3 separate regions of the Homo sapiens genome follow, and all the other regions are linked to region 2. A link is a loop called in an ENCODE intact Hi-C map of the cell type or tissue named here. Cell type or tissue: OCI-LY7. All regions are shown on one strand. Links, peaks and the distances in the headings refer to the core of each region. The heading gives the core; the rest is flanking DNA.

Evidence for each region. Peaks named below come from ENCODE experiments on the same cell type or tissue, not always from the same donor. Only the 100,000 strongest peaks of a DNase experiment are listed, where the experiment ranks them.
Region 1: it touches region 2 in a loop (10-fold over the local background); 10 of 110 quality-filtered maps call a loop at or near these places.
Region 3: it touches region 2 in a loop (3-fold over the local background); 71 of 110 quality-filtered maps call a loop at or near these places.

Annotation. Positions count from the first base shown.
Region 1 is chr1:28,841,491-28,852,032 of GRCh38, forward strand. All of the region lies in intron 1 of OPRD1 (opioid receptor delta 1), which reads left to right. Among named protein-coding and RNA genes, the nearest start is that of OPRD1, 35 kb to the left of the region's middle. In OCI-LY7, for the core only: CTCF peaks have their summits at 4,890 (motif pointing right) and 5,102; a DNase peak (open chromatin) is centred at 4,911.
Region 2 is chr1:28,779,700-28,790,241 of GRCh38, forward strand. No RefSeq gene overlaps it. Among named protein-coding and RNA genes, the nearest start is that of OPRD1, 27 kb to the right of the region's middle. RefSeq lists an enhancer at 6,047-6,096. In OCI-LY7, for the core only: CTCF peaks have their summits at 3,846, 4,045, 5,563 (motif pointing right) and 5,784; DNase peaks (open chromatin) are centred at 5,602 and 6,032; H3K4me3 peaks cover 764 bases; H3K27ac peaks cover 322 bases.
Region 3 is chr1:29,028,273-29,038,814 of GRCh38, forward strand. EPB41 (erythrocyte membrane protein band 4.1) reads left to right here. Exons shown (of 21, transcript NM_001376013.1): 8 at 2,128-2,215; 9 at 4,821-4,973; 10 at 7,554-7,651. Among named protein-coding and RNA genes, the nearest start is that of TMEM200B, 90 kb to the right of the region's middle. In OCI-LY7, for the core only: CTCF peaks have their summits at 5,776 (motif pointing left) and 5,981; a DNase peak (open chromatin) is centred at 5,749.

The DNA.
Region 1 (10,542 bases), core at 1,633-9,632, 62 kb after region 2:
GTGAGCATCTAACTTAGCTCATTTGTAGGATGAGGCTGAGATGAAATCCTGCATTCACTGCTTTTGGCATAGTGCTTGGCGCATAAGAGAATATTGTTTAAAGGAAACAACTCACCCAAAGCTGCTGGTCCTGTCCCATTGACACCTTGCACAAAGGAAGGAATGTATTGATCTTCTGGGCACTGGGCATTTATTTATTTATTTTTATTTTATTTATTTATTTATTATTATTATTATTTTTGAAACAGAGTCTCGCTCTGTCACCCAGACTGGAGTGCAGTGGTGTGATCTCAGCTCACTGCAGCCTCCGCCTCCCGGGTTCAAGCGATTCTCTTGCCTCATCCTCCTGAGTAGCTGGGACTACAGGCATGCACCACCACACCTGGCTAATTTTTTTTTTTTTTTGTATTTTTAGTGGAGATGGGCTTTCATTATGTTGGCCAGGCTGGTCTTGAACTCCTGGCCTCAAGTGATTCACCCACCTCAGCCTCCCAAAGTGCTGGGATTACAGGCATGAGTCATTGTGCCGGCCTTATTTTTATTTTTATTTTTATTTTGAGACAGGGTTTCACTCTGTTGCCCAGGCTGGAGTGCAGTGGCATGATCATGGCTCACTGCAGCCTCAACCTCCCAGACTCAAGCGATCCTCCCACCTCAGCCTCCGGGGTAGCTGGGACTATAGGCATGCGCCACCACGCCCAGCTAACTTTTGTATTTTTAGTAGAGACGGGGGTTCGCCATATTGCCCCAGCTGGTCTCCAACGCCTGAGCTCAAGCAATTCACCTGCCTTGGCACCCAAAATGCTGAGACCACAGGCATGAGCCACTGCACCCGGCCTGAGCACCGGGCATTTAGACGTCGGCCGCTCTGACCAACTGCTCTGGCTTTGCCTGGGGAGAACATTCTTACCAGGAGCTTACTTGTCAGTCAGCACTTGGGTATTCAGTTGAGAAGCCCAGCTCTCCAGAGGCCCAGGAACAAGTGTGGATTGAATGTGGCCTGGCTGTGCCAGGGTACAACCAGTCTCCATCAAACTGAAAGAAAATTAATAGAGGTGGTGATGATCCTTCTGCAGTGGGGGCTTGTTTAACAGAGGAGTGTAGGGCTCCGAAAGGAACACGCATAGCCACTCAGTGCTTGGTGCTAAGGAAGCTTTGTGGATTTGGAATCAGAAAGAAAGCAAAGGGTTTCACAAAGGTATCTCACGGTCAACAGAGGTTCAGCCAGAGCTTTCCAGTCCCTACCCCCTGATTGGATCCAAAGGGTGATGATTAAACCCTAAAATAAAAAAGCAGGCCAGGTGTAGTGGCTCATACTTGTAATCCCAACATTTTGGGAGGCTGAAGTGGAGATCACTTGAGTCCAGGAGTTTGAGACCAGCCTGGACAACATAGCAAGATCCCATCTCTAAAAAAATAATAATTAAAAAAATTAGTTTGGTGTGATGGCACGCACCTGTAGTCCTAGCTACTTGGGAAAAAAAAAAGAAGAAGAAAAAGAAAAATACCAGGTCAGGGAGTACCAAAAGGGCTGCAATTTTCAACTACACACTGGCTTGTATGCTGCACGCTTTCACACGTGCGGCTCCTAGAAAGCATCATTACACTGAAATTACCAACAAGGAAGCAGGTTCAGAAAGGTGAAGTGACTTGCTCAAGATCACTGAGCTATGTATGTTGGGGAGCCAAGATCTGAATGGCTCGAAAGGACCCCCTCACCCCACTCCCAAGCTTAGAAAATAAACACAGCGACAGCTCTTGATTACCGCCTTTTTTATTGTGATAAAATATACACAACATAAAAAATACCATTGTAACCATTTTTAAGGGTGTAGTTCAGTGGCATTAAGTACATTCACACTGTTATGCAGCCATCACAACCGTTCGTCTCCAGAAGTTTTTCATCTTCCCAAACTGAATCTCCATACCATTTAAGCAGTAACTGCCCATCCTCCCCTTGCCCTAGCCCCTCGTAACCCCAGGGCTTCTGCCTCTATGACTGTGACTACTCTAGGTGCCTCATGTAAGTGGAATCATTCAGTGTTTGTCTTTTTTGACTGGCAAATTTTATTTAGCACGATATCCTCAAGGTTCATCCTTGTTGTAGCAGGTGTCAGAATTTCCTTCTTCTTCTTTTTTTTGTCTTTTGAGACAGGCTCTTGCTCTGTCGCCCATGCTGGAGTGCAGTGGTGTGATCTCGGCTTACTGCAACCTCAACTTCGGGGTCAAGCAGTCATTCCACCTCAGCCTCCCGAGTAGCTGGGACTACAAACGTGCATCACCACGCCCGGCTAATTTTTGTATTTTTTGTAAAACTGGCTTTGCCACCAGGCTAGAAATTTCCTTCTTTTTTAAGGGTGAATAATATTCCATTGTATGTCTATACCACATTTTGTTTCTCCATCTATCAATGGATATATGGGTTGCTTTCACCTTTTAGCTATTATGAAGAATACTGCTATGAACATGGGTATACACACAGCTCTTCAAAACCCTGCTTTTAATTCTTCTACCAGAAGAGGAACTGTTGGATTGATCATAAGAGGCAATTCTATTTTCAGATTTGTGAGGAATTACAGTTTTGTTTTCCACAGTGGCTGCACCATTTTACATTTCCAAAAACGGTACACGAGAGTTCCAGTTTCTTCAAATCCTTGCCAATACTTGATTTCTGTTTTTTTTTTTTTTTTCATTATCTTAATAGGTGTGAAGTGGTATCTCATTGTGGTTTTGATTTGCATTTCCCTAATGATAGTGATGTTGAGCATCTTTTCATGGGCTTATTGGCCATTTGTATATCTTTTTTAGGGAAATATTCAAGACAGGGTCTCACTTTGTCGTTCAGGCTGGAGTGTAGTGGTGTAATCATGGCTCACTGCAGCCTCGACCTCCAGGACTCAAGCGATTCTCCCACCTCGGCCCTCCAAGTAGCTGGGACTACAAGCGCATGTCACCATGCCCAGCTAATTTTTGTATTTTTTGTAGAGATGGGGTTTTGCCATGTTGGCCAGGCTGGTCTCAAACTCTTGGACTCAAGCGATCCACCCACCTCAGCCTCCCAAAGTGCTAGGATTACAGATGTGAGCTACTGTGCTCAGCCCTTGTTCATTTTTTAATTAACTTATTTGCTTTTGGTTGAGTTGTAGGAATTCTTTATATAGTCTGGATATTAACCCCTTATCAGATATGTGATTTGCAAATCTTTTCTCCCATTCCATGAGTGACCTTTTCATTCTGTTGACAGTGTCATTTGTTTTTGTTTTTTTGAGGGGGTGACAGAGTCTCACTGTGTTACCCAGACTGGAGTGCAGTGGCACAATCTCGGCTCACTGCAACCTCCACCTCCCAGGTTCAAGCGATTCTTGTGCCTCAGTCTCCCGAGTAGCTGGGATTACAGGTGTGCACTACCACTCTCGGCTAATTTTTGTATTTTTTTGTAGAGATGGGGTTTCAGCATGTTGGAGAGACTGGTCTCAAACTCCTGACCTCAGGTGACCCACCTGCCTTGGCCTCCCAAAGTCCTGGGATGATAGTGTCATTTGAGGCACAAAAGTTTTAAATGTGATATAGTCAGCCGGGCATGGTGGCTCATGCCTGTAATCCCAGCACTTTCGGAGGCCAAGGCGGGCAGATCACAAGGTCAGGAGTTCGAGACCAGCCTTACCAATATGGTGAAACCCCGTCTCTACTAAAAATACAAAAATTAGCTGGGGCCAGGCACGGTGGCTCATGCCTGTAATCCCAGCTCTTTGGGAGGCCGAGGTAGGTGGATAACTTGAGGTCAGGAGTTCAAGACTAGCCTGGTAAACATAGTGAAACCCTGTCTCTACTAAAAATACAAAAAAAAAATTAGCCGGGCATGCTGGTGGGAGCCTATAATCCCAGGTGCTTGGGAGGCTGAGGCGGGAGAATTATGAGGCAGAGGTTGCAGTGAGCCGAGATTGCACCACTGCACTCCAGCCTGGGCGACAGAGTGAGACTCCATCTCAAAAAAAAAAAAAAAAATTGATATAGTCCAACTTAATGTAGTTGTTGTTGTTGTTGTGGCCTAGGCTTTTGGTGTCATATCCAAGAAATCATTGCCAAATCTAAGAAGAAATTTAAAAAAGAGGAAAAAAAGAAAGAAAAACAAACAAATAAACACAAGAAATCATTGCCAAATCTGGTGTCATGAAGCTTTCCCACTATATTTTCTTCTAGGAGTTTTATGGTTTTAGCTCTTACATCTTTGATCCATTTTGAGTTAATTTTTGTATATGGTGTAAGGGAAAGGCCCAACTTCATATCCACAACCTTTTGTAACAGAAAAAAAAATTAGAGAACAACAGTAGAGTTTTGGGAAATGGAGCCATAAACAATTTCTCTTTCTAGAAAGTTGGGTCTCTGGCTCCCTACTGCCTTGTGCTCCATCTGGCTTCCACACAGTAGTCAGCGTGATCTTTTAAGAAACTCACATAAATGAACCACATCACTTCCCTGTTTAAAGTCTTCAATGGCTTCCTGTTACACTCAGAGTAAACCCAAACTTCTTGCCATAGCCCAAAGGCCCTGTGTGATTTGACTCCTGCAGATTTCCGCTGCCGCCTCTCCTGTTGCCTCCTTTCTGGCTCACTACACTGTCGTCACATGTGATTTCTGACCATTCCTGCAGCCCATCAGGCTCTTTCCTGCTACAGGGACTTTGTACATGCTGTTCCTTCTCTTTGGACCAACCTTCCTCCTTCACTTCACATGGCTAACTCTCATCCTTCCAACCTGGCAGAAATGTTGCTGTGTCTTAGATCAAAATATAGACTGGATGGCTTCAACAACAGAGATTTAGTTTCTCAGTTCGTAAGGACAGAAGCCCAAGATCAAGCTGCCACCACGGTCAGGTTCTGGTGAGGGCTGTCTTCCTGGCCTCTAGATGGCTGCCTCATCACTGCCCTCACATGGCAGAGAGAAAGAGAGAGAGAGCAAACTCGGGCAGATCACCTGAGGTCAGGAGCTGGAGACCAGCCTGGCCAACATAGTGAAACCGCATCTCTACTAAAAATACAAAAATTAGCTGGGCGTGGTGGTGGGCGCCTGTAATCCCAGCTACTAGGGAGGCTGAGGCACGAGAATCGCTTGAACCCAGGAGGTGGAGGTTGCAGTGAGCCGAGATTACAGCACTGCACTCCAGCCTGGGCGACAGAGCAAGACTCTGTCTCAAAAAAAGAAAAAAAAAAAAAAAGAGAGAGAGAGAGCGAGCAAGCTCTCTGGGGCCTCTCTTGTAAGTGCAGTAATCCCACCATCCCAAAGGCCCCATTGTATTTATTCAGAGTTGTATCACATGGAGGCTGTTTGCATTTTCTTTCTTTCTTTCTTTCTTTCTTTTCTTTCTTTCTTTCTTTCTTTCTTTCTTTCTTTCTTTCTTTCTTTTCTCTTTCTTTCTTTTTCTTTCTTTCTTTCTTTTTCTTCCTTCCTTCCTTCCTTTTCTTTCTCTTTCTCTCTTTCTTCCTTCCTTCCTTTCTTTACTTTCTTCCTTTCCCTTCCTTTCCTTTCCTGTCCCCTTTCCTGTCCCCTTTCCTTTCCCCTTTCCTGTCCCCTTTCCTTTCCGACGGAGTTTGGCTCTTGTGGCCCAGGCTGGAGTTCAGTGGCGCGATCTCAGCTCACTGCAACCTCTGCCTCCCGGGTTCAACCAATTCTCCTACTTCAGCCTCCTGAGTAGCTGGGATTACAGGTGCCCGCCACCATGCCCAGCTAATTTTTATGTTTTTAATAGAGATGGGGTTTCGCCATGTTGGCCAGGCTGGTCTTAAACTCCTGACTTCAGGTGATCTGCCTGCCTTGGCCTCCCAAAGTGCTGGGATTACAGCCGTGAGCTACCGCGCCCAGCCGAGCCTGTTTGCATTTCTGACCTGAGGACACCTCAGAGGTGACAGGACCAGGGCAGAGGTCCAGCCCAAATTGACATGAGTGCACTTAAATGGAAGGGCCCAGGTTCTTTGACGTTGTACATGTACCAGCTGAGGATCAAATGGCATGTGTTATTGGGAGAAGCAGTCTCTGTGGACATGGATACTGAAAGAATAATAAAGGCTGGGCACAATGGCTCAGGCCTGTAATCCCAGCACTTTGGGAGACTGAGGTGGGTGGATTGCTTGAGCCCAGGAGTTTGAGACCAGCCTGGACAACATGGTGAAACCCTGTCTCTACAAATAATTTAAAAATTAGCCAGGTGTGGTGGTGTGCACCTGTAAACACAGCTACTTGGGAGACTGAGGTAGGATCGCTTGAGCCCAGAAGGCCAAAGCTACAGTGAGCTATGATTGCACCACTGCACTCCAGCATGGGCAACAGGGTGAGAACCTGCCTCAAAAATAAATAAATAAAAATAAATAAATAAAACCAGAAAATCAAGTGTTGTGTTGGGCTTAGGGCTCTCATATGTAAACTGCAGAATAAAGCCAAAAACAAAAAACAAAAAAAACCCAGTTATTGGAAAAAAAATTTGCCAGGCACGGTGGCTCATGCCTGTAATCCCAGCACTTTTGGGGGCCAAGGCAGGTGAATCATGAGGTCAGGAGTTCCAGACGAATCTGGCCAAGATGGTGAAACCCTGTTCCCTACTAAAAATACAAAAATTAGCCGGGCGGGATGGCGGGTACCTGTAATCCCAAGCTACTCAGGAGGCTGAGAAAGGAGAATCGCTTGAACCTGGGAGGCGGAGGTTGCAGTGAGCCGAGATCGTGCCACTGCACTCTAGCCTGGACAGAGCAAGACTCCGTCTAAAAAAAAAAAATGACAGCAAGAGAAACCCCAATACCATCACGTTGGGAGTTAGGGCTTCAGTATATGAATTTGAGGGAACTGAATTCAGTTCATAGCACACCTCCTCAGAGAAGCCATTGTTGACCTTCTAATCTAAGCCAGGGTCCCTCCACACTCCCCAGCCTGTCACCCCCACTAGGCAGTGTCCATCAATATACTCCGTTCTTATCCTTCATGGCATCTTGGTAATAGCAGGTAACTGTTCATTAATTAATGCAGCAGTTTGTTCAATGTCTGCCCCCTCCCTAAGGTCACAGATTTCAAGAGGCCAGACTGTCGCCATTACTCCTAGATCACTTATTCAGTGCCTGGCACAGTTCAAGTGTCCACTTAATACCTGTTAGATGAGTGAGCAAACCCCAGTTTATAGTAAGTTCACATTCTTTTTCACTGTGAGAGGTGGGGAAGGAAGGAAGATAACAAGTACTGAGTGGTTACCAGATGTTGGCACTTAGACTGAGTTCAATACCAGCTCTGCCACTTACTGGTCATATGACCTTGGATAAATCACCTCGCCTCTTGTGTCTCAGTTTACCTTCTCTAAGAGATGTCAATACATATTTGGACCACGAGAAACAACTGGAAGAGGAATGACAGCAGGGGTGAGGTGTGGGACAGAAAACAGGGGCAAGAGGATGATTGTCTAGAGGGAGTACTGGGACTGTTAGGCACCCCCATCTTTGTATCCTGCACAACCAGATGGCTACCCTCCACTCTGCAAGAAGGCAAGGTTTTTTCTTTTCCTGGAGAAGTTAACATGGAGGAAGTCTGGACTCAGGGCCAGCAGACACAGAAAGGGTCAGGACAAGATACCAAAGGTAAATGGGGAGCAGGAGGCCAGGCACGGTGGCTCATGCCTGTAATCCCAGCACTTTGGGAGGCTGAGGTGGGAGGATCACTTGAGCCCAGGAGTTGGAGACCAGTCTGAGCAACATAGTGAGACCCTCATCTCTATTTTAATTTTTTTTTTAATGGGGAGATGGGGGGACTCCCGGGCCCTTTCTCCAGCTCTGCCAACAGAATTCTGGCAGCCAGAGGTATGCAACCCGGGTGAGAGATGGGGAGATTATTTTCTGAAGGCCTGAAGGCCAGAGAAGAGACCTACGGAAATTGATATTTACATGTGCCTCAGTGTAAAAGCCAGATCATCACTCAGTTCCCCTACAGTGAAGCCCACCAGTTGACAGAGCCCTCACACTGATACACATACACACACACACATGCACACACACACACGCACACACAGGGGCACACACACGTGCCCACGCACACGTGCACACGCACGGAGCTGCCAGTTATTTAGTGCTTCATTTAAAAATCAGCGTTTAATTATATTATATATCACCAGATACTTGAAGGAATTCTCCAGGATAAGAGAGGAAGGCTAAAGCAGATGAAGGAACAAAAATGTTTGAAGCAAGTAAAAGATGCAGAGAGCAGAAGAAAATACTAAACAAGGCTTCTTAGCATCCTCGGAGAGTTAAGAGAAGGTATCATGTCCCTGAAATAAGATACTATAAGTGCTATATGAAAAAGGAATAACAAGAGAAGAAGAAAGGGCACTGGAAAAATAAAACATGAGAGTCAAACTTTTTTTTTTTTTTTTTTTTTTGAGACGGAGTCTCGCTCTGTCGCCCAGGCTGGAGTGCAGTGGCGCGATCTCGGCTCACTGCAAGCTCCGCCTCCCAGGTTCACGCCATTCTCCTGCCTCAGCCTCCAGAGTATCTGGGACTACAGGTGCCCGCCACTACGTCTGGCTAATTTTTTTGTATTTGTAGTGGAGACAGGGTTTCACTGTGTTAGTCAGGATGGTCTCAATCTTCTGACCTCGTGATCTGCCCACCTCGGCCTCCCAAAGTGCTGGGATTACAGGCTTGAGCCACGGCGCCCAGCTGAGAGTCAAACTTTTTAAAAAGACAGGGGCCAGGCATGATCTCTTGTGCCTGTAATCCTAGAACTTTGGGAGGCCAATGTGTAAGGAACACTTGAACCCAGGAGTTCGAGACCAGCCTAGGCAACATAGGGAGACTGCATCTCTACAAATTTTATTTTTTTGAGACGGAGTTTCACTCTTGTTGCCCAGGCTGGAGTGTAGTGGCACAATCTCAGCCCACCGCAACCTCCACCTCCTGGGTTCAAGCGATTCTCCTGCCTCAGCCTCCAGAGTAGCTGGGATTACAGGCACGCTCCACCACGCCTGGCTAATTTTGTATTTTTAGTAGAGATGAGGTTTCTCCATGTTGGTCAGGCTGGTCTCCAACTCCTAACCTCAGGAGATCCACCCACCTCAGCCTCCCCAAGTGCTGGGATTACATGCGTGAGCCACTGTGCCCAACCTAAAAAATTTTAATTAGCTAGGCATGATGGTGCACCTGCGACCCCAGCTACTCAGGAGTCTGAGGTGGGAGGATTGATTGAGCCTAGGAGGTTGAGGCTGCAGTGAGCTGTGATCACACGAGTGCACTCCAGCCTTGGTGACAGAGCAAGATCTGTCTCAAAATAATAATAATAATAATAATAATAATAATAATAATAATAATAATAATAAAAGGTCAATGGAAGAATCGAGAGATAACAAAAAGGAAATTTCCCAGAGGATATAACAAAAGAGGATGTGAGGAAATTAGAGGATCTATCCAGGAGGCCCAATATCTGACTAAGGGATTTTCCAGGGATCCCAGAGAAGGCAAAGGGGAGGAAATGGTATGAGAACGTTTTATACTGAAGGACATGAATCTTCACACACACACGGAGCTGCCAGTTCACCTAGGAGAGATGGGGAAGGAAGGAAGGTAACAAGTACTGAGTGGTTACCCTTAGAGGGCCCAAAAGAAATGAAAAAGAGCCACTTGAAAGCACACCGTCACAAAGTGTCAGACTACCAGGGATAAAGAGAGGAACCGACAAGTTATGCAGGTAGAGAGGACAGATCACATACAAAACATCAGGAATCAGAATGGTTTTAGATGCTTCAGTGGCAACACTGGAGTCTGGACAATGAGGGAGCCATGCCTTCAAAATTCTGATGGAAAATTACTTCCAACCTACCATTTCATCTCCAGTCAAAGAAATCAGAAATTAGGATAGAATAACGACATTTTCAGACAAGCAAGGGTGTAAAAATTCTACCTCCTATGTGCCCTGTCTCAGGAAGTGATTAGAGGATGTCTTCCACCAAAATGAAGGCATAGATCAAGACAGAGGAAGACTTGCAAGCCAAGAAACGGGTGCTCTAGCCGAGGAGGACAGGTGCGCAGCTGGTGTAGAATAGAAAGCAAACAGTGCAGATGGAAAGTGGGGAGGAGGCCGGGCACCGTGGCTCACGCCTGTAATCCCAGCACTTTGGGAGGCCGAGGCGGGCGGATCACCTGAGGTTGGGAGTTCGAGACCAGCCTGACCAACATGAAGCAACCCCGTCTCTACTAAAAATACAAAATTAGCCGGGCGTGGTGGCTCATGCCTGTAATCCCAGCTACTCGGGAGGCTGAGGCGGGAAAATTGCTTGAACCGGGGAGGCGGAGGTTGCGCCATTGCACTCCAGCCTGGGCAATGAGAGAGAAACTCCGTCTCAAAAAAAAGAAAAAAAAAAAAAAAAGAAGAAGCCGGGCGTGGTGGCTCACGCCTGTAATCCCAGCACTTTGGGAGGCTGAGGTGGGCGGATCATGAGGTCAGGAGATGGAGACCATCCTGGCTAACACAGTGAAACCCCATCTCTACTAAAAATACAAAAAATTAGCCAGGCGTGGT
Region 2 (10,542 bases), core at 1,790-9,789:
CAGAGTAAGACACTGTCTCAAATAAACAAACAAACAAACAAAAAAAGCAGAAAAGATGGCTTCATCAAATCTCTTTTTCTCCCACATTATAATTTTACCTCTAATGGATCATTTCCATTAACATACAAACATGCTGTTGTTTCTCCTATTTCTTTTTTTTCTTTCTATGCTTTTTTTTTCTTTTTTTCTTTCTTCTTTTTGTTTTTGAGACAGAGTCTTGCTCTGTCACTCAGGTTGGAGTACAGTGGCGCAATCATGACTTACAGCAGCTTCCACTTCCCAGACTCAGGCGATCTTCACACCTCAGCCTCCTGAGTAGCTGGGACCACAGGCATGCACCACCACACTGGGCTTATTTTTATTTTTTGTAGAGACAGGATCTCTGTATGTTTCCCAGGCTGGTTTCGAACACCTGGGCTCAAGTAATCCTCCCACCTCGGCTTCCCCAAGTGTTGAGATTACAGACATGAGCCACCGTGCTCGGCCTGTTTCTCCTATTTCTTCCACCAGTTATTACTGCCCATTTCTCTCTTCCTTTTTGCAGCAAAACCCCAGAGAGGAAGCTGTTGCTCACTGGCTCCATTTCTGTCCTTCCATTTTCTCTTACCCACTCCAGTTCAGGCTCTCTTCTTCATTCCAGCAGAACTGCTCCTGGCAAGGCCACTATTCCACATTGCTAATTCTCAGTCCTCATCTTCTCTGATCTATAAGCAACCTGTGACATTGTTGATGCTTTTCTCCTTCCTTCCCTTGGATTCTGGCACAGCATGCCTCTTGATTTTCCTCCTGTTTCACTGGTTGTTCCTTTTTAGTCTCCTTGGCCCGGTTCCTCCTCAGTTCTTTGTCTTTGATCTCAGGGCTTAGTCCTTGACCTTCTGTCCACACTCACCAGATTTCGTCCAGGCCTGTGGCTTTAGTCACTACCCATGTGCCAACAACCCCCAAATACAGAGAGCCCAGAGATGTCTCCTGAACTCGTATATTCAACTGTCAACCCAGGCTTTCCCCTGGATGTTGGCAACATCTCAAACCCAACACTTTTTTTTTTTTTTTGAGACAGAGTCTCCCTCTGTCACCCAGGCTGGAGTGCAGTGGCACGATCTTGGCTCACTGCAACCCACCTCCTGGGTTCAAGCAATTCTCCTGCCTCATCCTCCTGAGTAGCTGGGATTACAGGTGCCCACCACTGTGCCCAGCTAATTTTTGTATTTTTAGTAGAGACAAGGTTTCACCATGTTGGCCAGGCTGGTCTTGAACTCCTGACCTCAGGTGGTCTGCCCGCCTCGACCTCCCAAAGTACTGGGATTACAGGCGTGAGCCACTGTGCCTGGCCTCAAACCCAACACTTTTAAACACAAACCTTGTCCTTCCTCATCTGCTCCATCTCATTAATAATGAACACATCCTTCCAGTTTCTCAGACCAAATCCTGGGAGTAATGTTTGGCTCCCTTTGTCACATCCTACATCAGATTAGTCAGTTATATTTTCTTGGTGACCATGTCTCACTGTAGCAGGACAAGCCGCAGACAAAACCCCTCAGACACCGAGTTAAAGAAGGAAGGGCTTTATTCAGCCGGGAGCTTCGACAAGACTCACATCTCCAACAACTGAGCTCCCCGAGTGAGCAATTCCTGACCCTTTTAAGGGCTCACAACTCTAAGGGGGTCCACGTGAGAGGGTCGTGATCCAATGAGCAAGCAAGGGGTATGTGACTGGGGGCTGTATGCACCGGTAATCAGATCTGAACGGAACAGGACAGGGATTTTCACAGTGCTTTTCCATACAATGTCTGGAATCTATAGATAACATAACCGATTAGGTCAGGGGTCAGATTAGGTCAGGGGTCGATCTTAACTGCCAGGCCCAGGGCACGGCGCCGGGCTGTCTGCTTGTGGATTTCATTTCTGCCTTGTAGTTTTTACTTCTTCTTTCTTTGGAGGCAGAAATTGGGTATAAGACGATATGAGGGGTGGTCTCCTCCCTTATCACCATATCCATCCTGGGCCAAGTCACCATCCTCTCATCTGGACGATTGCAGTAATCTCCTGGCTAGTTTCTATTTCCACCTTTGCTTCCTCCAGTCTGTTCTCCACACAGCAGCAGAGGGATCCCATAAAATGTGCACCAAATCACGTCGCTTCTCAGCTCACCCTCTCATGGCCCCCATCTCACTTAGAGTAAACGCTAAACCCTTCAACGGCCGACAAAGCCTTGACCATCTGAGGCCCATCTCCAGTCTCTCCTTACCTCCCGCTGTTCCTGTCTGCTCCACTCACTGTGGCCTCCAGACATGCAGGCTCCTGCTAGAGGATCTTCTTCCCAGCTGCCCCTTCCCCCAGAATACTCTTCCCTCATATATCTGCAAGGCCCACTTACTTCTTCACCTCCTTCAGGTTTTACAGCAGGGACGACCTAATCAGTGAGGTCTCCCGAATATCCTCTCTACACTCACCATCCCCATCCCCCACATTGCCTGTCCCCTTTGCTCCAGGCTGGCCACAGGGTGTGGTATATCTGAGATTCCACCCACCCCAGATCTGTGTCTTTCTACCCTGAGGCAGGGAGTCAAGAAAGCCAACAGAAAGCTGCCCAACAACAACAAAAAGGAATATGTCAGTAATTATTGGCGCATAGAATTTCAAGATTACAGTTTCTACTCAAATTCCAACTCCTTCTGCTTCACTAAAGTGAAAGAACACTGATGTGGGAGTCAGAAACGTTGGATTCTAGGCCAGGATCCACCACTACAGAGCTCTGACCTGTGACAAGCAAGTCGTTAGGCTTGGCCTGTTTGGGAAGTGAGGGACCTGGGCTGCATGATCTGTGAGATTAACCCACTCCCATCAGCATGTCTTGTGAGCTCCACTTCCAAAATAAATCCCCACATCGCCAGTGTTTCTCCACCCCCATTGCTGTCACCCTACCCATGCCATGGCATCAGCCTCCTTCCCAGGTTCAAGCGATTCTCCTGCCTCAGCCTCCTGAGTAGCTGGGATTTTTTTTTTTTTTTTGAGATGGAGTTTCGCTCTTGTAGCCCAGGCTGGAGTGCAGTGGCGCAATCTTGGCTCACTGCAACCTCCGCCTCCTGAGTTCGTCATTCTCCTGCCTCAGCCTCCCAAGTAGCTGGGACCACAAGCACCCACCACCACACCCGGCTAATTTTTTGTATTTTTTTAGTAGAGACGGGGTTTCACCATGTTAGCCAGGATGGTCTCGATCTCCTGACCTTGTGATCCGCCTGCCTCGGCCTCCCAAAGTGCTGGGATTACAGGCATGAGCCACCACATCCGGCCCTGTAACATTATTTTAAATCATGTAATACTCATACAATGGATACTATACAACTGAACAAAAGGTAAGAATCCATGTATTGATATAAAATGCTTTCTGGCCGGGTGCAGTGGCTCACGCCTGTAATCTCAGCACTTTGGGAGGCCGAGGCAGGCGGATCACAAGGTCAGGAGATCGAGATCATCCTGGCTAACACGGTGAAACCCCGTCTCTACTAAAAAAATACAAAAAATTAGCCGGGTGTGGTGGTGGGCGCTTGTGGTCCCAGCTACTTGGGAGGCTGAGGCAGGAGAATGGCGTGAACCCAGGAGGTGGAGCTTGCAGTGAGTCGAGGTTGCGCCACTGCACTCCAGCTTGGGCGTCAGAGTGAGACTCCATTTCAAAAAAAAAAAAAAAATGCTTTCTAAGATATATTGGTAAGTGGAAAAAACCCAAAGTACAGCACAGAGTGTATAAAATACCACCATTTGTATAACAAGAATGAGGGAGAGAATACATTTGCTTGTACATGTATATGTTATATCTGGATGGCTACAGGGGAAACTGATAACATTGCTTGCCCTATGGGGGCGCACTAGGCGGCTGGGGTAAGAGTGGGGAGCTTTTCATTGTGCATCCTTTTGCATTCTGGATCACATTATGTACCACCTATTAACAAGAAATACTTAAAAGTTGTGTACTTACTTTGTTTTCTCTCTCCCTACAGAGAACATAAACTTCATGAGAGTATACACCATTTGCTTTCTTGTTCACTGTTACCCCCTCAGCATTTAACACAATGCCTAGTACCTAATACATGCTCAATGCTTATCTACAGAATGAATAAATGAAAGTGAAGGTCTCTTCCAGCTCACTTCAAGAAGGTATGAAATGGATTCCAGGACCCAGCCATTCAGAGGAACTGAGAGAGATGCTGAGTTGTTTTTAGTATGGTGTACTGTTTTTCTTAATTGTTATCTTTTTTTTTTTTTTTTTTTTTTTTGAGACGGAATCTCGCTCTGTAGCCCAGGCTGGAGTGCAGTGGCGCGATCTCAGCTCACTGCAACCTCTGTCTCCCCAGTTCACACGATTCTCCCGCGTCAGCCTCCTGAGTAGCTGGGATTACAGGCGCACACCACCACACCCGGCTAATTTTTTTTGTTTTTGTTTTTGTTTTGAGATGGAGTCTTGCTCTGTTGCCCAGGGTGGAGTGCAGTGGCATGATCTCAGCTCACTGCAACCTCTGCCTCCTGGGTTCAAGCGATTCTCCTGCCTCAGCCTCCTGAGTAGCTGGGATTACAGGTGCGCGCCACCATGCCTGGCCAATTTTTGTAGTTTTTTTAGTAGAGACAGGGCACCATATTGGTCAAGCTGGACTCGAACTCCTGACCTCGTGATCTGTCAACCTCAGCTTCCCAGAGTGCTGGGATTATAAGCATGAGCCACTGTGCCCCACCTTTTTTGTAGTTTTTTAGTAGAGTTTTCACTCTGTTGGCCAGACTGGTCTTGAACTCCTGACCTTGTGGTCCGCCCGCCTCGGCCTCCCAAAGTGCTGGGATTACAGGCGTGAGCCACCAAGCCCGGCCGTTGTTATCATGTTAAAAAAAAAACATGACAAAGGGCCGGGTGTGGTGGCTCATGCCTGTAATCCCAGCACTTTGGGAGGCTGAGGCAGGCAGATCACTTGAGGTTGGGAGTTCAAGATCAGGCTGGTCAAAATGGTGAAACCGTCTTTACTAAAAATACAAAAATTAGCCGGGTATGGTGGCAAGTGCCTGTAATTCCAGCTACTCAGGAGGCTGAGGCAGGAGAATCGCTTGAATCCAGGAGGTGGAGGTTTCAGTGAGCCAAGATCGCCTTACTGAACTCCAGCCTGGCGACAGAGTCCCCCAAAAAACATCACAGGAGAATGTGTAGAGGGTGGATATGGAGGACAGGCCTGGTCACAGATGCACTTCCCAAGTGAGAGTCTTAGTAGCCAAAATAGCAGGGCAATGTCGTGCTCAGACTATACCCCAGTCATGGCCTCTGGGGTGGCAGCTTTAGATATAGGCAAAGCCACCCCATTTCCTGTGGCCTCAAAACATTCAGGATCATAGCTCCCATAACATTCCAGTTCCTAATGTGTCTTCTGCTCTAAATTCTAAATTCCCTGAGGTCAGGAACTAGGTCTGTCTGGCTCACCAGATAACCTGAGTTTGGCACAGAAGGAACAAAAGAACGAATGAATGAAAGAATACAAGGAGTTGAGAGAACTCCAGAAAAGCCAGAATCAGTAGCTGTCATACCCCATCTTGCCAGGAGGTGGCAGTACAGAAGTATTTTCTGAGATGGCTGCTCAGCCTGAGCCTTGCAGTCTGGGCACAGAGTCCCGTTTTGACCCGGGGAGGGAGTGGAGTTGGGTGATTTTTGAAAAATTTATTACGGGCTTATAAGAAGAGGCACAGCGGCCGGGCGAGGTGGCTCACGCCTGTAATCCCAGCACTTTGGGAGGCCGAGGCGGGCGGATCATGAGGTCAGGAGATGGAGACCATTCTGCTTAACACGGTGAAACCCCGTCTCTACTAAAAACACAAAAAAGTAGCCGGGCGACGTGGTGGGCGCCTGTAGTCCCAGCCACTCGGGAGGCTGAGGCAGGAGAATGGCGTGAACTCGGGGGGCGGAGCCTGCAGTGAGCCGAGATTGCGCCACTGCACTCCAGCCTGGGCAACAGAGCGAGACTCCGTCTCAAAAAAAAAAAAAAAGAAGAAGAAGAAGAGGCACAGCTGGGTCAGGGAGACTGCAGCCCCACAGAGACACCAACGCTATATGGGAAGACAAGTGCTATTCTGGCCCTTAGGAGCCCTGAGGAAGGAGGATTAAGTTTGAGGCATTTGGGGAAAGTTCACAGAGATGACATTTGAACTGGGCCTAAACATAAGGAGAATTTATCCAGTTGGAGGACATTCTGGGTAGAGGTAACAGACTCATGGGAAACTGGGGGAATGATGAATTGTCAAGGATGGCTGGGTTATCCTGAGTTTGGTGGGAGATTAAATAAAAAGTTCTGGTGAGACCTCACTTCTTGTTTTTTTTGTTTGTTTGTTTGTTTTTTTTTTTGGAGACAGAGTCTCCCTCCGTCACCCAGGCTGTGCAGTGGCTTGATCTCGGCTCACTGCAGCCTCTGCCTCCCAGGTTCAAGCGATTCTTGTGCCTCAGCCTCCCGAGTAGCTGGGATTACAGGCACATGCCACCATGCCTGGCTAATATTTGTATTTTTAGTAGAGATGGGGTTTCACCATGTCGGCTAGGCTGATCTCAAACTTTTGACCTCAAGTGATCTGCCTGCCTCGGCCTCCCAAAGTACTAGGATTTCAGGCATGAGCCACTGAGCCCAGCCTCACATTTTTAATGAAAGGACAACATTCATTCTTCTTTTCTTTTTTTTTGAGATGAGGTCTGGCTCTGTCACCCAGGTTAAAGTGTAATTGCGTGATCTCGGCTCACTGCAACCTCTGCCTCCCAGGCTCAAGCAATCCTCCCACCTCAGTCTCCCAAGTAGCTGGACTACAGGCACCCACCACAACATCCAGCTATTTTTTGTATTTTTTTGTAGATATAGGGTTTCATCATGTGGCCCAGGCTGTTCTGGGAATTGGGATTACAGGTGTGAACCACCATGCCTAGGCAATGAAAGGACAACGGTCTTATGAAATTAATGCAATGCATACAGAAGGGTCTGAAGAAAGTTATTCAATTGAGATTTATGTGTCAGGCATATAGTAGAGGCTCAATAAACTTGAGTGAATGAATCATGAATTCTAGGTGGTTTCTTTGCTAAATCATAGGTCTTTGCTGATACTTTAAGAGTGTTTTCAGGCTGTGTGTGGTGGCTCATGCTGTAATCCCAGCACTTTGGGAGGCCAAAGAGGGGGGATTGCTTGAGGCCAGGAGTTTAAGACCAGTGTGGGCATCAAAGTGAGACCCCCTGACTGTATAAAAATTTCAAAAATTAGTCTGGGCTGGGCGCAGTGGTTCATGCCTGTAATCCCGGCATTTCGAGAGGTCAAGGCAGGCGGATCACTTGAGGTCAGGAATTCGAGACCAGCCTGGTCAACATGGTGAAACCCCATCTCTACTAAAAATACAAACGTTAGCCAGGCATGGTGGTGAGCACCTGTAATCTCAGCTATTCAGGAGTCTGAGGCAGGAGAATCACGTGAACCTGGGAGGCAGAGGTTGCAATGAGCCGAGATCATGCCACTGCACTCCAGCCTGGTGACAGAGCAAGACTCCATCTCAAAAAAAGAAAAAAATTAGTCTGGAGTGGTAGTGCATGCCTGTAGTCCCAGCTACTCAGGAGGCTGAGGTGAGAGGATCACTTGAACCAAGGAGGTAGAGGCTGTAGTGAGCTGTGATCACACCACTGCACTCGTGCTTGTGTGATAGAGCAAGACCCTGTCTCAAAACAAACAAAAACAGCATGTTTTCAGCTGGGCAAGGTGGCTTATGCCTGTAATCCCAGCACTTGGAAAGTGGAGACAGGAGGCAAGAGGATTGCTTGAGGCCAAGAGTTTAAGCCTACAGTGAGCTGTGATTGTGCCACTGCACTCATCTGGAGCAAGACCCTGTATCTCACACACACACACACACACACACACACACAAATGTGTATTCCAGGATTCTTCCCCCTGTGTAAGAAGTTCTTCACAGACAGCTTTTCTTTACCCCAAAGACAAGAAATCCTGACCCCGAAAAGGGAAGGATTGCAATAACCAATAAGATCTCTGGCATCCAGAGCCTTATTATAGGATTCTCAAGTCCTGTCCCCAGAACACAGTCTTCTTTCCCAGAGCTGAGACAATAATAATTATTGCTTTGGCCGGGCGTGGTGGCTTACGCCTGTAATCCCAGCACTTTGGGAGGCCTAGGTGGGCAGATCACTTGAGGCCAGGAGTTTAAGACCAGCCCGGCCAACATGGTGAAACCCTGTCTCTACTAAAGATACAAAAAAATTAGCTGGACATGGTGGCTCGTGCCTGTAATCCCAGCTACTCTAGAGGTTGAGGCAGGAGCATTGCTTGAACACAGGAGGCGGAGGTTGCAGTGAGCCAAGATCATACCACTGCACTGCAGCCTGGGTGACAGAGCAAGACTCCGTCTCAAAAAAAAATTGCACATATTTTTATATTTATTTATTTTTTTGAGATGGAGTCTCGCTTTGTCGGCCAGGTTGGAGTACAGTGGCGCGATCTCTGCTCACTGCAAACTTCACCTCCCAGGTTCAAGTGATTCTCCTACCTCAGCCTCTTGAGTAGCTGGGATTACAGACGTGTGCCACCACGCCTTGCTAATTTCTGTATTTTTAGTAGAGATGGGGTTTCACCATGTTGGTCAGGCTGGTCTTGAGCTCCTGACCTCAGGTGATCTGCCCGCCTCGACCTCCCAAAGTGCTGGGATTACAGGTGTGAGCCACTGTGCCCGGCCCTGCTTATATTTTTATAGCAACCAATGTCATCCGTCACTTCCATGTGAAGTCCACTGGAAACATTTCAATCCTCATTTTTACTTAATTCAGAGGGTGATTTTTTCTTGAAACATTCTCCTTCCTCATTGTCTGACCCAGTACTCTTCAATTTGCCACCTGCCTCTCTCCTCTTCTTAGTTTCATTTGCCACGTCCTATTCCTCTCCTCTGTAGCCATTAAAGGTCCAGTTCCAGGCCCTGCCCTCCTCTGGCTCTAACCTCTCTTCCTGAGTGGTCTCATTCTTTCCCATGGTTGCAATTACCATCTGGGTGTTATCAGTACTCAGAACTCTCTCCATAGCCTTCTCTCTGGGCTCCAGTCCACATATCCAATAACATTTGTGACTTTTTTTTAACTTGGATGTTTCTTAAGATATCTTCTCCTCAAGTATACAAAAACTCTCATCTTCCCTAGAGAACCTGTTCCTCTCCAGGGTCCCTGTCATGGTGGATGTCTGCATCATCCAACTCGTTGCTTAAGCCAGAGGCCTGTGCGAGTCACTCTCGACTCGAGTCCTGAGCATCCCATCCCCTCAGTGTCTCCTGAATCTAAGACTCTCCGTTCCCACCACTTCCCTCATCTTGAGCCACCTCTTCTGTAGGCCATTCTCTCCTCAGTAGCCAAAGTGCCTCTTTAAAAATGCAAATAGGATCATACTATGTCTCAAAATTCTTCAGATATCTTCTTATTTCTCTTAAATAAAATCCAAGCCCGCCGGGTGCAGTGGCTCATGCCTGTAATCCCAGCACTTTGGGAGGCTGAGGCGGGCGGATCACCTGAGGTCGGGAGTTCAAGACCAGCCTGACTAACATGGAGAAACCCCCGTCTCTACTAAAAATACAAAATTAACTGGGTGTGGTGGCGAATGCCTGTAATTCCAGCTACTCGGGAGGTTGAGGCAGGAGAATCGCTTGAACCTGGGAGGCGGAGGTTGTGGTGAGCCGAGACTGCACCATTGCACTCCAGCCTGGGCAACAGGAGCGAAACTCCGTGTCAAGAAAAAAAAAAAATCCAAGCCCTTTAAGCATGACCATCAAGACCGTGTGGTCTGGCCGACGCCTGACACCTCTCAGGCTCTATCTCATGGTGTTTTATCCCCACTCTCCTTCAGTTAGTTTGAATTTCATTTAAACATTCATTCATTCATTCATTCATTCATTCAGGCATCCAGGTATTTATTGAGTGCCTTATTCGTGCCAGGTGTGGTGCGAGGGGCTTGAGTGTGAACAAGGCGAACCTGCTGCCTCATGAAGCCTCCAGGGCTTTCTCTTCCTGTGTCAGGGCCTTCTCCACTACTCCCCCTGCTCCAACACACACACTCCACTCCCCTCAACTACTAACCCCTGCTCATGACTTGGATCAAAATTCAATATCATTCCTCCCTGAAACGTTCCCTGGAGCTCTTGGGCTCATCCAGGAACCCCTGTTATGCATTCCTATGGTCCCGACCTTGCCCTTCACTGCCCACTTCTGATTCTCCTGATGGATCACAGGCTCCACGAGGCTAAAACCCAGATCTACCGTGTTCCCCAGTGCCTGGCACTGTGCCTGTCATGAACCCGATACATACTGGTTGAATGAAAGGATGTGTCCTTTTCATTTGGATCTGGTTTTTTTAGAACATTTGAGGCTATCTTAAATGCTGCCACAGCCGCAGCCACCCTTGTCAAAGCCTTGTACAATCAAGTCTACAATACTTCAACACTGTGCTTTTTTGTTTTGTTTTGTTTTTGAGACAGGGTCTCACTGTGTTGCCCAGGCTGGA
Region 3 (10,542 bases), core at 1,009-9,008, 250 kb after region 2:
ATTGCTTTACTTAATGTTTTAAAATTTGTCTTCAAATTCAAGTGATCCAAATTGTGTCTCTTAATTTTATGATTTGTGTGTAGATGAACCACTGGACTATCAGAAAGCTAAGGCTGCAATAATAACTATTCATGTCTATAAAGCAGTTTTACAACCATCATCTCATTTCGATCCCAATAGTAACATTCATTCATTCAGCAAAAACAAAGTCATTGCCTATCCTAGTATCTAGAAATACGCATTATTATGATTCTCGTTTTATAGAGGAGATGGAGGGAGACACTGGCTGGCCACTTACAAGTACTGAAGCCTGGATTCCAGCCCAAGTATTGTGACTTGAGTTTTGACTTAAGTCTGCTGTCTCAACTAAGGGTCCTAACTTGCCTGTGGTAATGTGATCCCTGAGAACCTGTTTCTTCAACAGCAAAATGAAATTATTGTACTCTTTAAACTTCAAGCTCCTTTCCAGCTTCAAAATCCTAAAATTCAGCGGGAGTGGTGGCTCACGCTTGTAATCCTACCACTTTGGAAGGCTGAGGCTGGAGGATGGCTTGAGCCTAGGAGTTCAAGATCAGCCTGGGCAACATACTGAGACCCCCTCTGTACGAAAAATAAGAAAACTAGCTGGACATGGTGGCATGCACCTGTAGACCCAGCTACTCAGGAGTCTGAGGTGGGAAGATCACTTGAGCCTGGGAAGTGGAGGTTGCAGTGAGCTGTGTTTGCACCATTGCACTGCACCCTGGGTGACAGAGTGAGACCCTGTCTCAAAAAAAAAAAAAAAATTCTAAAATTCATCTCGTCAATAACAGTAACAACAACAGAAACATAAAATAGGAGTAATGTTAACTAGAAAAAAATGTAACTTAGATGGAAAAAAATTAAAAACTACAAAACTTTCCTGAAATGTTTTTAATGACTTGAATATACAGACTTGCATAAGGGGCTAATTTTCCCATTCTCCTTTTTTTAATCTTCAATTTCAGGTTCATTAATAAATAGAATTAGGTGTGATGCTTCAGTGCTTGTGAAAATAAGTTTGTTCATGAAGGCTAAATCAGTAGCAAATCTGCACCCTGTCTCCTGTTGTATACATATTTTGGTGGTTGTTGTTCCAAGGAATCCTTTGTCCTTTTAATTAGGGTAAAGACAGATGGATTTGGAAGAGACTTTTCCTTGTGAAATGAAGAGACCCCTGCAGCTTTCTGTAGCTTGAGGCAGTCTTATGGGAAACTGGCGTTTACTGTTTTTTCCTTGGGGATGTGCCTGCATTATTGTTACTGTTAAGTTATACTTGATTGGTCTGAATTGTGCAGCATTAGGAGTGATATTTTTGTCTTTGAAAGCTCTATATAACAGCTCATGAACACTTTTCAAAAGACGGGAAATTTATAGAGGAGAAGAAAAGACTGTCACAGCGAGTGTTTAGACAGTGAGACTGACTGTTTTCAAACAAATCTAATTCATTATATGCCTGGTAATGAAGACATATTAATAACAGAGAAAACAGCCCCATTATCTATGTGCTTCCGTGAACCAGTTTATTTTGTTTATATCAGTGGGCAGGACACCATCTGTTACCAGAAATTTTCTTTTCATCAAGCCTGCCCCGATTAAGAGTCCTCAGTTAAGTAACATCAGCTGCCCTCTTGTTTAATTTCCATAACTCAATTCAGGGGTATGGAGAGAAAAAGGCAGCTATAAGAGGATATTGTAAATTACACCATGCCCTCTGAGGATTTAATTTGGTCATCTCCTTGGCAAGAAAAATTAGCGGGAGGAGCTTATGTATGTCGGAGAAAAAGAGTGAAGAGAAGGGGGCAGAACTAATGATAGATGAAATAGCTTTAAGGAAATTGTTTAGTAGGATTAAAAAAATTTTTTTTGCAGCTTTTTGGTGACTTTTTGTTTGCTCACATTGTCTTTTTCTAAGGTATATTTTAATTATTTAGATACAGGCAGTGATGGGTTCTGTTCCATAATAACCTACTTTCAGGACTAGGAAATATATCTTAATATAGTGGTATGTATATGTTCATGTGTTTAAAATACAGTGAATATATAAATGTTACTGTAAATGATGACACTATAACACTGAAAGAATTTTATGTTTTTATTCTATCAAAGGTCCATGACTCCAGCTCAGGCTGACTTGGAGTTTCTTGAGAATGCCAAAAAGTTGTCTATGTATGGAGTTGATCTTCATAAAGCAAAGGTAATGATAACTTTGCCCTTTATTAATATGCATGTGGAAGATATTATATGATACATGTCTGTTATGTATGTATCACATCTGTGTCATATAATACTTTTTAACAACATCTGGGGTATTTTAAAACATTCAAAAGAGATAGTAGACTGGGCACAGCAGCTCATGCCTGTAGTCCCAGCTACTGGGGAGGCTGAGGCGGGAGGATCACTTGAGTCCAGGAGATCGAGCGTACAGTGAGCCCTGATTGTGCCACTGCACTCCAGCCCTGGCGACAGAGCAAGACCCCGTCTCAAAAAAAAAAAAGAGAGAGAAATAGTACTTCTTGTTAGCTTTTTTTTGTTTTGTTTTGTTTTTTTGAGATGGAGCCTTGCTCTGTCTCCCAGGCTGGAGTGCAGTGGCATGATCTCGGCTCACTGCAAGCTCCGCCTCCCAGGTTCACGCCATTCTCCTGCCTCAGCCTCCTGAGTAGCTGGGACTACAGGCGCCAGCTACCACGCCTGGCTAATTTTTGTATTTTTAGTAGAGACGGGGTTTCACCGTGGTCTCGATCTCCTGACCTCGTGATCCGCCCGCCTCGGCCTCCCAAAGTGCTGGGATTACAGGCGTGAGCCACCGTGCCCGGCCTCTTGTTAGCATTTTAAGTGTATCAGTTAAATCAGTCAACTGTATCAATTGAATTTGCCCCATAGCAATTCCACCCTCAGAATAAAGTTTCATATCCAAGCTACTGTTAAGATCAAAAGATAGCCCCTAGAGAAAAAGAAATTGATTTTCCTAACATGCAGTAACATTTGAAAATATAGAGCAGTGGGCAGCAAGTCCTGTTTCACAGCCAGCATCACCTACATCGAATCACTGAGGATGTTCATTAAATATGTAGATCCCTGAGCTTCTCTCAGATGTATGGAATTAATTTGGAGGCGAGGTTCTAGAATGTCTTGGTTTAATGAGCACCCAAATGATTCTAATTCATGCCTGAATCTGAGAACCACTGGCCTAGAGTAGTGGTTCTCAAAGTATGGTGTCTGAGCCAGCAACATTTAACATCACCTAGGAACTTGTTAGAAATGCACATTTCAGGCCCCATCCCAGGCCTGCTGAGTTAGACTCTCTGGAGGTGGAGCTCAGCAATCCATTTTAAGTTCTCCAGGTTGTTCTGATGCACACTGAATGAACCACAGTGGCTCATTCAAAAACCACTTGGGTAGGGCCCTGGAAACTTGAGCTTTAATCCTAGTTCTACCTAATACAGCCTAACAGAATGAATCCTTAAGGAAAGTCTCCTTACTTCTCTCTTCTTCAGCTACTAAAGTTGCTGGGGAGGTCCAGTGCCAGGCGTGGTGGCTCACACCTGTAATCCCAACAATTTGGGAGGCTGAGGCGGCCGATCGCTCAAGCTCAGGAATTCAAGACCAGACTGGGGAACATGGTGAAATCCCGTCTCCATAGAAAATACAAAAAATTAGTCAGGCATGGTGGCACGTGCCTTTGGTGGTCCCAGCTACTCAGGAGGCTGAGGTGGGAGGATTGCTTGAGCCCAGGAGGTAGAGGCTGCAGTGAGCCTAGATTGCACCACTGCACTCCAGCCTGGGTGACAGTTGAGACTCTGTCTTAAAAAAAAAAAAAAAAAAGAAAAAAGTTGTTCTGGATTATTTTGGGCTGGGTACTACAACTTCTATGAATCTCTAAAGTATATTGTAGGAAGATCAGTACATCAGATTAGGTATGTTTCTAAAACTGAAATGGTTAGATTTTGCTTCACAATTCCTGCTGGAAGCTGGTGTCAATTCAGGTATTGATGGAGTCAGGCAGCATGTTCCCTTCCCAAATATTGTAAAGCAAATTGTTTCTCCAAAGTGAAATGTAGTTATACCCACAAGCTTTAAAAATTTAAGAGGGCATCTTCTGGGAAATTCTCAGTTACATAGTCACTGAATTGGAACTGTATGTAATTCCTGCTTCTCTGTTATAACACGTGTAGGCACTAATATATTTCTCTATACTCATTTTGGGGGAAAGAGTAGTCAAGAAGCATTTAACTTTGTGTTTTGATTACTTAGCTAAACAAACTGTTAGCTGTAGGGACTAACTTAGGTGAAATTTATTTTCTTTGAATTATAGACATAGATGATTAATATTACATATTTAATTTTTTAAAGTTGTCTTTAATAAAGAGGCATATAAATATGATTTCATTGTGCCTTAATGTAACTTCTTGACTTAGGGATCATATTTTTAATTTAATATACTTAACATCAATTTTAAGAACCTAAGATTGTCTTATGCTGAGTTTATATAGGAATAGAGTCAACTCCTACATTTAACATCATTTCTGGAGCTGTTAACACTTTATCATAAAAAAACAAGAATTAATAATTGTGCGTGTATATTTGGTAGTATACATAGCTCTAAGCCCTGCTCTCCAGGAAGTCATGACTGCTGATTTAAACATAATAGGTCCATAAATTATAACTGTTAGGCTGAGCTTTATTTTTCATTGTATGTTTTGTAACTGTTTTTGGTTGTTATCTTCAGATTATCTAGTAATAGTCAACAGTGTATTGAGTACTTTGCTCCAGACTGAAATCCTAACATTTTTCTTTTTCAGGACTTGGAAGGAGTAGATATCATCCTAGGTGTCTGCTCTAGTGGCCTTCTGGTTTACAAAGATAAGCTGAGAATTAACCGCTTCCCTTGGCCCAAAGTGCTGAAGATTTCTTATAAACGTAGTAGCTTTTTCATCAAGATTCGGCCTGGAGAGGTACAGAATTTATATTTCCTTCCTCCCAAACCAGACACAGTCTGTATCTGAAATATCTACATTTCCATTTTCCTTATTAAGTCATCTGAGAAGTCTCTCTATAGTTAACTATTGAAGGGCTGATAATTCCGTTTTCTAAGTTGATCAGTCCTGTGATGCTACTTCTTTTCCTTACTACTGGTCTTCTGGACATTTCACTTTTTGTAAGTAAATATACCATTGCAAAAAGTTAAACTTGGACTGATACATTTGTTCCTTGTTTACGCCAAGCAAAAACTTAATGGAAAAATATTTTTAAATTGAGTAGCATGAGATTTTAAAATTATTTATAGGGATAAATTACTCATGTTTGGCATCACCAATCCTTTATCTCATATAATTAAAATTTATTTGTATGCATAGCTTCTCGTGGTTACTGAGAGTGAGTTCTAGGGCCAAGTTCTAGATTTTTAATAAGAGTTGGATGTTCAACTTTGTACCAGTTAATTCATTTATTAGTTGGTTTGGGGATATACTAATGCTGGCCAAATTTAACTTTTGTATTGAAGAGCCATTATGGAATAGCATAAAATTGTTTAAGTAGGAATTAAAGTTTTTTAAAAAGTTCTGACTTCTTTTCTGCCACATACTAAGCAAAAGACCTGGACAAATCTAAGGCTCAGCTTCCTTGTCATTTGGGCAGGATAATACCTTCTCCATCATAGTTATTTGAAGATCAAATGAGATGACAGCTGTGTAAGTTCTATATAGGAAATGATACTAACCTAAGGTGGCTTTTGTGTGTATATATCACCATCTGCTGGTGAATAATGGCTAATTATTTGTGCCTGCAAATTCTGGATGTGGAGCCTTAAAAATCTTGGATAGGGATTACCATAGAAGCATTTATTTTGTACCATAATTATTTTACCTATGCCTAGCACAGAGCAGTCAGTGTCTTCCCTTAAAATTTCAAATTCAAGAGTTATTCAATCAACAAATATTTATTGAGAGCTTTCCTGTGTTGGACACTATTCTAGGGACTAGGAATATAACAGCAAATTAGAATCTCATCCCTCACACACGTTAATATGAAAATGGGAAATCCTTAGCTTCTAAAAATGTAGAATTCTTATTTAGAAGGCAATCAGGAACAACAGGATTTTGAGAAAAAGTATTGTGGCAGCAGTAGATGATTTAGCAGTGGCATGGTATGGTGAAGAGGGTAAAAATCTGGTTCTGTCATTTCATAGCTGTCAGTCTGAGCAAATAACTTCTCTGACCTCAGTTTCTTCATGTCTAAAAATATAGATGATATTATCTAATCATAGTGTTACTGGCAATAGTAGGCACTCAAAATAAATGTCAGTTTCCTTTCCATCTTATAAAATATGCTTAAAGTAGAAATAAAGAGGCAAGAGGTCAGCAGGACAGTGTTTCTAGTAACCCTGGGAGAATATGTTTTGCTTCAGTATAAGAGGAATCTAGATAAATTAATGATCAATCAAAGGAAAAAAGAAATATTTAATGATTCAAGAATCTGAGGAATAAGTTCAAGAGATCTATTGTACAACATGGTGACTATCATTAATAACAATGTATTGTTCTCTTGAAAAATTGCTAAGAGACTAGATTTTAAGTTTTCTCACCACAAAAAAATAATAAGTGTGTCAGGTAATACATATGTTAATCAGCTCAATTTAGCCATTTCACAATGTATACGTGTTTCTTGGGTTTGTTTGTTTGTTGTTTTTTTTTTTTTTTTTTTTTTTTGGAAGAAGAAGTCTCGCTTTGTCACCCAGGCTGGAGTGCAGTGGCGCCATCTCAGCTCACCGCAACCTCTACCTCTCAGGTTCAAGTGATTCTCCTACCTCAGCCTCCTGAGTAGCTGGAATTACAGGCGCGTGCCACCATGCCCGGCTAATTTTTTTTGTATTTTTAGTAGAAATGAGGTTTCACCATGTTGGTCAGGCTGGTCTTGAACTCCTGACCTTGTGATCTGCCCACCTCGGCCTCCCAAAGTGCTGGGATTACAGGCGTAAGCCACCGTGCCTGGCAGGTATACATATTTCAAAACAACATGTTGTAGATGATAAGTATGTACAATTTTTATTTGTCAATTTAAAAAATTGATTTAAAAATCTGGCTTGAACTAAAATCTTTAGCTCCTATTACTAATTTCTATTGCATAATAATATTGATTGATTGGAGGACTTGGTCAATATCCCATTCCCTGTTCATTGAACAGTGTCCCAAATGCAGATAGTGACTAAGGAAAAGCAGTGTCTGGACAATCAAGAGGTGACTTAATTGTGTCTCAGAAAAATGTATAATGAATGTGTGTGTGTTTTCTGGAAAAAAAAAAAAAAGCTTAAATTATATGAGATGCATTCCCTGGCTTTCTTGCTTTGGAAAAAGCCACCCTCAGTGAGTGAATTTCTTTCAGTAAGTAGGAAAAAATTCCAAATGACATTTTATGTCCTTAAATTGGTAACAATGGCCTCTTCTGTGGCACCATATTTCTCTGGTACTGTATCACTGTAATCTGGTACTGTATCACATGTAATACTTCATGTCCCATGTTTATTTGTGTTTTTGTAGCAAGAGCAGTATGAAAGTACCATCGGATTCAAACTTCCCAGTTACCGAGCAGCTAAGAAATTATGGAAAGTCTGTGTAGAACATCACACGTTTTTCAGGTATTATTCTCACTTAAGTATTTTTCAAGGATAAATTATTTATAACGTTTCTATTTTAAGCCTGCTATTAAAATTCCTTTCATTGTATGACTGGCACTCTTTTATTTAGCTCAGGTGAGATCATCTTAAGCAAGACAAAATGAATCCATTTCTCTCCCTTTGGGTTGAAAAGTATGCCTCAACATTTCCAAAGCACCTGTCTGTGTATGGTAGAAGGAAGAGAGGAGTAAGGAATGGGAACCTGTATTTACCAGGGACTCTGGGATTGCATTAATTGTAGCTAAAGTCAGTCCGATTAAGGGGAGTTACCCTCACTTACCTCCACGTGTGATTTTTTTTTTTTTTTTTTTTTTGAGACGGAGTTTCGCTCTTGTTGCCCAGGCTGGAGTGCCGTGGCGCGATCTCGGCTCACTGCAACCTCCGCCTCCCGGGTTCAAGTGATTCTCCTGCCTCAGCCTCCTAAGTAGCTGGGATTACAGGCACCCGCCATCATGCCCAGCTAATTTTTTGTATTTTTAATAGAGACACGCTTTCACTATGTTGGTCAGGGTGGTCTCAAACTCCTGACCTCAGGTGATCCACTTGCCTTGGCCTCCCAATGTGCTGGGATTACAGGCATGAACCACTGTGCCCGGACGGAATTTTTATTTTTTTGTTTTTGCTAATTTTTTTTTCCACATGGAATTTCTCTAAGCAATGCTTGACTACTTTTTGTGGAGCTTTTATACTATAAGGTTAAAGATGTGAAGCTGATTTTTTTTTTTTTTTTTCGAGACAGAGTCTCGCTCTGTCGCCCAGGCTGGAGTGCAGTGGCGGATCTCGGCTCACTGCAAACTCCTACTCCTGGGTTCAAGCAATTCTCCTGCCCCAGTCTCCTGAGCAGCTGGGATTACAGGTGCACACCACCATACCTAGCTAGTTTTTGTTTTTGTATTTTTAGTAGAGACGAGGTTTCACTGTGTTAGCCAGGATGATCTCGATCTCCTGACCTCATGATCTGCCCACCTCGGCCTCCCAAAGTGCTGGGATTACAGGTGTGAGCCACCGTGCCTGGCCAACCTTGAAGCTGATTGTTAGCTTCACTCTAATGAAACCCAGAAAGGGAGCACACAGAACCATATTTGAAGCCCAATAGTACCCGATAATCAGAAGACAGAAGAAAGTATTTCCTCTGCTGTTTGTTTGTTTGTGATGGAGTCTTGCTCTGTTGCCAGGCTGGAGTGCAGTCTGTGATCCTGGCTCACTGCTCCTGGGTTCCAGTGATTCTCCTGCCTCAGCCTCCCAAGTAGCTGGGATTACAGATGCCCAACATCACGCCTGGCTATTTTTTGTATTTTTAGTAGAGATGGAGTTTCACTACGTTGACCAGGCTGGTCTCGAACTCCTGACCTCAAGTGATCTGCTCGCCTCGGCCTCCCAGAGTGCTGGGATTACAGGCGTGAGCCACTGTGCCAAGAGGCCATATTATTAACCCCTTGAGTTCGTTTACCAAGCATTTTCTATGTGCTTACCCTTCTTGTATGCACCATGTTAGGCATTGGGAATATACTACAAGATAGTTCTAGTCTCTCTCCTGGTGGAACACCCAGTCTAGTAGAGAAGACAGACCTTAGACAAGTAATTACTTGTATTGAAAGGAAAGTTGGCTATTTATCAGTTTGCCTTTTTTTTTTTTTTGAGACAGAGTCTCACTCTGTTGCCCAGGCTGTAGTGCAGTGGCGCAATGCCTCAACCTCCCAAGTAGCTGGGACTATAGATGCATACCACCATGCCCAGCTAATTTTTAAATTTTTAGTAGAGACCGGGTTTCACCATATTGACCAGGCTGGTCTCGAACTCCTGACAAGTGATCCACTCGCCTTGGCCTCTCAAAGTGCTGTGATTACAGGCGTGAGCCACTGCACTCGGCCCAGTTTGCCTTTTTAAGAACGTTTCTTTATTATGGAAAATTTCATATGTAGCAACAGTACAATAAAATCCCCTTGTACTTATCACCCAGCTTCAATAATTATCACCCCAAAGCCAATCTTGTTTCTTCTATATCCCTATCCACTCCTTCCCCCTACTTCCGAGATTATTTTGAAGCAAATCCCAGGCCTCACGTCATTTCATTCATAAATAAACTTGATTCTTTAAGAGAAAGAGAGAGAGAGATAATCCTGATATCTTTTCCTTCTATTTATATTTTCATATAATAGCACTATAGCACAGTCAACGAGAAGAAAATTCAAGGAAATTAATATTTCAATTATTTCAAAATAAAACATGAGGGTACATTTTACACCCAATTAAAGAATCTTAATTATTGGCATTAACACATTTATTTATGCTTTCATCATCTCTCCTTCTTTAAAATCAAACCACAAAAGTAGAATTTTTTAAAAAGAGCAAGGAGGAGTAAAAAAGTGATTTTTGAATGTCTAATAACTGTGGTATAGATTTCAGCTGCAGCCAGTATACTTACTTGTAGGATGGCATATTTAAATCCATTGCATCAAAATAAGAGAATACCTTAAAATCTAATGCTCCCTTACATAAAAGTATATGTTTGCTGAATTGAAATCAATTACCTCAAAGGGAAAAATACTCTCTTTTTGGTAGTATTTGATGTAGTAATTTATGTCCTTATTCAACAAATATTTATTGGATATCATATTTATGCCAGGCACTATGCCAGAAGCAAAAACACAAAGATGAATAAGCCATGGTCTTTGTTCTTTACTCCTAGAGAATTCAGTCTTATAGGGGAGACCAGCATAGAAATAGATTGTTTTAATTCAGTATGGTACAAAGAGTACATAGAGTACCATATAGGAAAAAGATGGGGTTCCCAACTGAGTTTAAAAATACACCAAATAACCTGTTAAATAGATTACCAGGCATTAATTGAG